Linked DNA regions of Homo sapiens: region 1 is linked to region 2. Evidence: read pairs that join two places in POLR2A ChIA-PET (ENCODE). Cell type or tissue: Caco-2. All regions are shown on one strand. Links, peaks and the distances in the headings refer to the core of each region. The heading gives the core; the rest is flanking DNA. Region 1 overlaps TAF4B (TATA-box binding protein associated factor 4b). Region 2 has its middle 1.8 kb from the start of LINC01543.

Evidence for each region. Peaks named below come from ENCODE experiments on the same cell type or tissue, not always from the same donor. Only the 100,000 strongest peaks of a DNase experiment are listed, where the experiment ranks them.
Region 1: POLR2A ChIA-PET joins it to region 2 with 15 read pairs; 2 of 35 experiments call an interaction of 5 or more read pairs at or near these places.

What each region holds. Positions count from the first base shown.
Region 1 is chr18:26,363,798-26,366,719 of GRCh38, reverse strand. The region is part of intron 14 of TAF4B (TATA-box binding protein associated factor 4b); the gene reads right to left. It also overlaps the pseudogene RNU6-1289P. Among named protein-coding and RNA genes, the nearest start is that of LINC01543, 58 kb to the left of the region's middle. In Caco-2, for the core only: no CTCF peak of the experiment used is centred there; no DNase peak of the experiment used is centred there.
Region 2 is chr18:26,419,688-26,422,609 of GRCh38, reverse strand. No RefSeq gene overlaps it. Among named protein-coding and RNA genes, the nearest start is that of LINC01543, 1.8 kb to the left of the region's middle. In Caco-2, for the core only: no CTCF peak of the experiment used is centred there; no DNase peak of the experiment used is centred there.

The DNA of each region.
Region 1 (2,922 bases), core at 160-2,659, 56 kb after region 2:
TTTTCAGAAAGAATATCCAAGGAAAAGCTGTTTTAAATATTCTTCTATTGTTTCCTTACAAGGGAAAAATACTCTTCTCTACCATTTGGACATTTTAAATGTGAACATAGTTAAACATTCCCTCCTCTCAAATAAAAAGCTATCTATACCCCTTGCTTTAAGCAGTACTATCTTATAAGCATGGCAGACATAGGAGATCCCCCTTCCCTTCCCCCTAAATAAATAATCATTTGTTGACCGAGCAATCTACCTTCTTTTATTACTCTTCTAGGGAGATTCCACTTCATTTTAGAGAAACTTAAAGAATGCTGGCGTGCTCACTTTGACAGCACATATACTAAAACTGGAATGATACAGAAAAGATTAGCATGGTCCCTGCACAAGATAACAAGCAAATTCATGAAGCATTCCACATTTTTATATATATTTCATAAAATGTTGGCATTGGAAAACATGTTAGAGATTGTACACTGAGGTAAATTCATGCTAGTTTAAACACTGTCAGGAAGTTATTCATCAAATCTAATCTAAATATTACAATCCAAAGAGATCTGGTTTTAAAAATTCTATAACTCTTCCTTTATAAAATGAGCAGAAATAAAGAAGTCAAGAAATAAAAATAAAATAATAGGCCGGGCGCAGTGGCTCACACCTGTAATCCCAGTACTTTAGGAGGCCGAGGCAGCGGATCACCTGAGTTCAGGAATTTGAGACCAATCTGGGTAACATGGTGAAACTTGGTCACAACTAAAAATACAAAAAATTAGTCAGGCGAGGTGGCGTGTGCCTGTGGTCCCAGTTACTCAGGAGGCTGAGGCGGAAGGATGGCATGAGCCTGGGAGGTGGAGGTTGCAGTGAGCTGAGATCGCACCACTGCTCTCCAGCCTGGGTGATAAAGCAAGACCCCATCTCAAAACAAAAAACAAAACCAAAAACATTCTATCAGGTACAGTCAAAGAACTATGTACAGCACTGAGTTCGAGAAGACCACCACAAGTCTGTTGCTTTGGAAGCCCTATCTTGCTACATACTGAAGTGATTCATGGAAAGACAATAGTGTAGAAAATAATTAAGTCCACAAATCGCTACTACCACCTTCTCTGAAGATGACAAAGCCACGGACTCTGTCTCACTCTGCCGTCTGCTTTTTCCTCTTACCTGGTATAGACACACATGTCAACCACCAGAGTTCCTACGGTTCATGGACAGACCCCTCTCCAGTACCATCCCTCCTCTCCAAGACACTCCCATCTAGCTTTCCAGACTTTCTTTTTGGCTACAAGCCGGAAGCTTCTGCTGCCTGCTGAAAATCAGATTCATGTAATTCTGATTTTCAATCAAATATTCTAATGTATTGCTAACTGAAGTTTCAAAAAAGTCCTTTCTACTTTTATCCTCAAGAACAGAATTATAGGCCAGGTGCGGTGGCTCACGTCTGTAATCCCAGCACTTTGGGAGGCTGAGGAGGGCAGATCACCTGAGGTCAGGAGTTCAAGACCAGCCTGGCCAACATAGTGAAATCCCATCTGTACTAAAAATACAAAAATTAGCTGGGTGTGGTGGCATGCGCCTGTAGTTCCAGCTACCTGGGAGGCGGAGGCAGGAGAATCGCTTGAATCCAGGAGGTGGAGGTTGCAGTGAGCCGAGATTACGACACTGCACTCCCGCCTGGGTGCCAAAGCGAGACTCTATCTCAAAAAAAAAAAAAAAAAAAAAAGAATAGAATTATAGAGTAGCACTTTAACCTGCTTCTAGAAGGAGAGGACATATACTAATACATATTGCAATTTCTTTATTTTGGTTAGCAAATTCTATTTTAACTAAAATGATACTATAAGCACCATGTAGCTAATCTGGTGCTGTAAACCTGATTGTTACAGAAATATCAGCATTATGAAATCAACTGAATTACACGATCTTAGGAAGCTTCATTTATTTATGTTAGTAAAAAAGCATTCAAAGTAAAATAGTATGCTGAAATTCCTTAATACTTTCATAGCTCCAAAAATTGATTTTGTATAATTTTTTAGACATGTTATTATGTAAGGTTAAAATGTAACTTATCTTTGTGCTAAAAAAAAACGTTGCTGGATCATTAATAAGGCATGCAAAATATTTGAAAGTATAGCTAATGGGGGAAAAGAGAATCTTTCTAATCCAAGGATCTCTAATTAACACAGGAAGTAAAGTGATTAATGTTTTAAAATTCCAAAGAACCCCAAACACATCACCGATACAATACATATAAACAATACACACATACAAATACTCTAAATCTTAAAGTAGGTTTTATTTTACTGTATCAATATCTGTACGGCCTACATTAATTTAAAAACTAATTTCATATATATAACTTCAAACCACAGCAGCAAAAGGAAAGGACACATTTCAAAGTACTCCCAAATAGTACATTTTAACTATTTTTCCACCCTCCTGCGACCCACTAGCCAATAAGCTTATGGTATAAATATCTTATTCAAAATTGTAATTGGTACTTGCTGCTCTTTGTCAGGATAACATAAGGAGATAGCAGCTGATGCTATTCAATTTTACCAAGACTTCAGAGAATATCAAGTGTAAATTTCCAAAGGCTAGGTTAATATATAAATTATACAAATAGATCATATTTAATGAGAAAAGTTTTGCTTTATCATAACAAAAAATACTCAAGGACAAAGGTCTAAAACTAATTTCTCCAATTTCTTAGCAACAATAAAGGTAATCTTCGAATGTTAAAGTGCTATGTTTTTGAATGTTACATTTTTTTAAAAACTACCATCATTCTATTCAATCTTCCCAACTGAGAGTGCTCCCTTTTAGTAGGAAAAAACCTGCATTCAAACTAAAGAGTTACCCTCTGAAGAACTAGATTCTACTCCCACTTCTCTCTGGGATTATATGCTGATTCTAAAAAATTTAACT
Region 2 (2,922 bases), core at 227-2,726:
GTCTGTCCTGCATTCTCTCAGCATCCTGCTCAGAGCCTGCACAGCGGGCTGTGCTATGCTTGTGCTGGAGGAGAGGGGTCCTGTCCCCCTTGTTCTTCCTTTGTATTGGGCATAAAGGGAGTCTTTAGGGGGAGGGACAAATGGCGCAAGAGCACAGGGCAGTCTGAGCATAGATGTGGGCTGTTTCAGGAGGTGCTGGGAATGCCAGCTGCCCAGGACATGGAGACAGCAAGCAGGAAGCCACCAGGCCACTTGAGGGTCACCCATTGAACGATTTGGCACACGTCTCTGCAACCTCTCGAAAGATCAGTTTCCTCATCTGCCTTCTCAGAGGATTGTGGCGAGGGTCAAAATGAAAAGTACACGAAGATCTGTTGCCCAGAACCTGGCCTCCAGACAGTACTTGGAAAGGGTCCTGTACCCACAGCTAGAAGAGCTGGAGCGGAGACCTTGACCCATGGCCTAGGTGCTTGTCCAGGGCCCCTGCAGGGACACGGGGCTGCCTCCCTGTGCCCAGTGCACCATCTGCTCCATGCGCTTGACCTCAGAGCTGTTTAATGACATCTGTCCCAAGGCACCTGCTGCCCTAGGATACAGAGGCGCTAATTAATGTATTCATGAGGCACAGAGAACCTTTTCTGTTTAATACACACTTCTCAGGACGTCACAAATCCAGAGGTTAAAAGGAATTTTCCTAAACAAAAAATGCACAAACTAAGCTTGTCTGATAGGAATCCAAGCCAGCAAAGACTCCTCCTGAGAGCTGCCTGGGTCCCCAGGCTATGAGAGGGCATTTGTCCCATGGAAGGGGCGTATGCACCCCACTCTGTGCCTCACCTGGAGGGCTGGGGCAGCTCCAATGTGTAAACCCAAAGGAAATGGCACCCAGGCTGGGCTGAGCGCTGACCTGACCACCTCAGGCTTTTCTGAAGGCCCTCCGACCTCATGGGATTGGCAGTCAGAGCAGCCCTGTGTCCCTGAAGCCACTATCATAACGTGGTGTTCTCTCGCGAGGCTGCTCTGGGGGATGGGAAATCACAGAGCACTTTTCCCACCCACTGTCACCAAACCTTCAAAACTGGCTCACCACCAGATGCAGTTGCTGATGCCTTTAATCCCAGCACTTTGGGAGGCTGAGGTGGGCAGATCACCTGAGGTCAGGAGTTTGAGACCAGCCTGGCCAACATGGTGAAACCCCGTCTCTACTAAAAAAATACAAAAATTAGCCAGCCATGGTGGTGGGCACCTGTAATCCCAGCTACTCGAGAGGCTGAGGTAGGAGAATCACTTGAACCCGGGAGGCCGAGGTTGCAGTGAGCCAAGATCATGCCATTGCACTCCAGCCTGGACAACAAGAGTGAAACTCTATCTCAAACAAACAAACAAACAAACAAAATAACTGGCTTACCTTCTTGCTGTGGATAGAGCCGGAGGGCAGAAGCTGTGAGGGGTCCAGTAACATAGGTAATGCTGACCACGCAGAGCTGCATGGTGACTTCTGGGGCCCCGAGGCATCTTTGCCTTCATAAGACCTTTCTTCCAAAAAACATTACAAATATATTTTGCAATTGCATTGATATGAAGATGTCTTAGTTTGTTTTCTGTTGCTTATATCAGCATACCTGAAACTGGGTCATTTATAAAGAAAAGGAATTTATTTCTTTCAGTTACGGAGACTGAGAAGTGCCAGGTTGAGGAACCACATCTGGTGAAGGCCCTCTTGCTAGTGGGGATGCTGCAGAGTTGCTGCAGGACATCACGCCACGAGGGGGCTGAGCGGGCTAACATGCTAGCTCAGGTCTCTCTTCCTCTTCTTATAAGGTCACCAGTCCCACTCCCGTGATAATCCATTAACCCATTAATCCTTGAATGGATTAATCCACTCATGAGGGCAGAGCCCTTGTGACCCACTCACCCCTTAAAGGCTCCACCCCTCAATCCTGCCACATTGGGGATTAAGTTTCAACATGAGTTTCGGTGGGGACATTCACAGCAGAGCAGGAGACAAATATAATCCAGGCTGGGTTTACATGTTACATATTATATATATGAATCAAATTTATCACTTCTTCTGATTTCAAAAGAATTTTAAGTTAAAACATTTTTGTAGGCCGTAGGCCCTGTGTTTGCTCTTGCTGGAAAAGTTGCCCTGAGACCAGGACAATTCAAGAGCCTACAGCCCATCCTCCTTAGGCTGGGACAGCCACTTACCCTGGGGTGTTCAGTTAGTCAATTAAAAGAAACTTGTGCTGAAACAGTACATTAGAGACAGACTTCCTTTAACAAAAACTGAAGCTCCACTACAAGAATAACACAAAAAGAAATGAAAGAAGTCAGATTTGAAAGAAGGTGTTTTAAGTTTATGGGTGGCCTTAATAAACACCCGCGTGTACAACCAAGAGGTGAGCCTGGTGTTTGATAATGGCTTTTAGCTAGGAAATTGAGTTTGGTTTGAAAAAGGGATATTTTGAGAGGATAGAAAGAGCTTCCATTTTATCTGGATACAGAACAAGCCTTTTTATGGTGTTTTACAAAATTTCCTTTAGTCCTCAGATACTGGCTGAGTCCTACCAGGCACCGTGCCAGACCTCAGGGTGACGACGGCTGGGCCATGTTGTCTGCCTAGAGGGGTTCCCCCAGCAGTGGGGATGGACGTGGAGGGCATCTGGATTTCATTCTGCAGGGAACAGGGAACCAGCAGAGCAGGACCAGCTACGCCATTCATGGGGTCTAGAGCAAAATGAAAGCGAAGGTCCCCTTGTTCAAAAAGTGTTCAGAATGTCACAGCGGCAACATGAGAGCATTAAACCAAGTGCAGGGTGCTGATGGGGGGCCCGGTGTCACTGTACGGGCTGCTGGCCTGGGAAGCTGCTTGCCTGGTGCAGTTCAGGGTATGAATCTTGCCTGAAGCAACTGCAACCT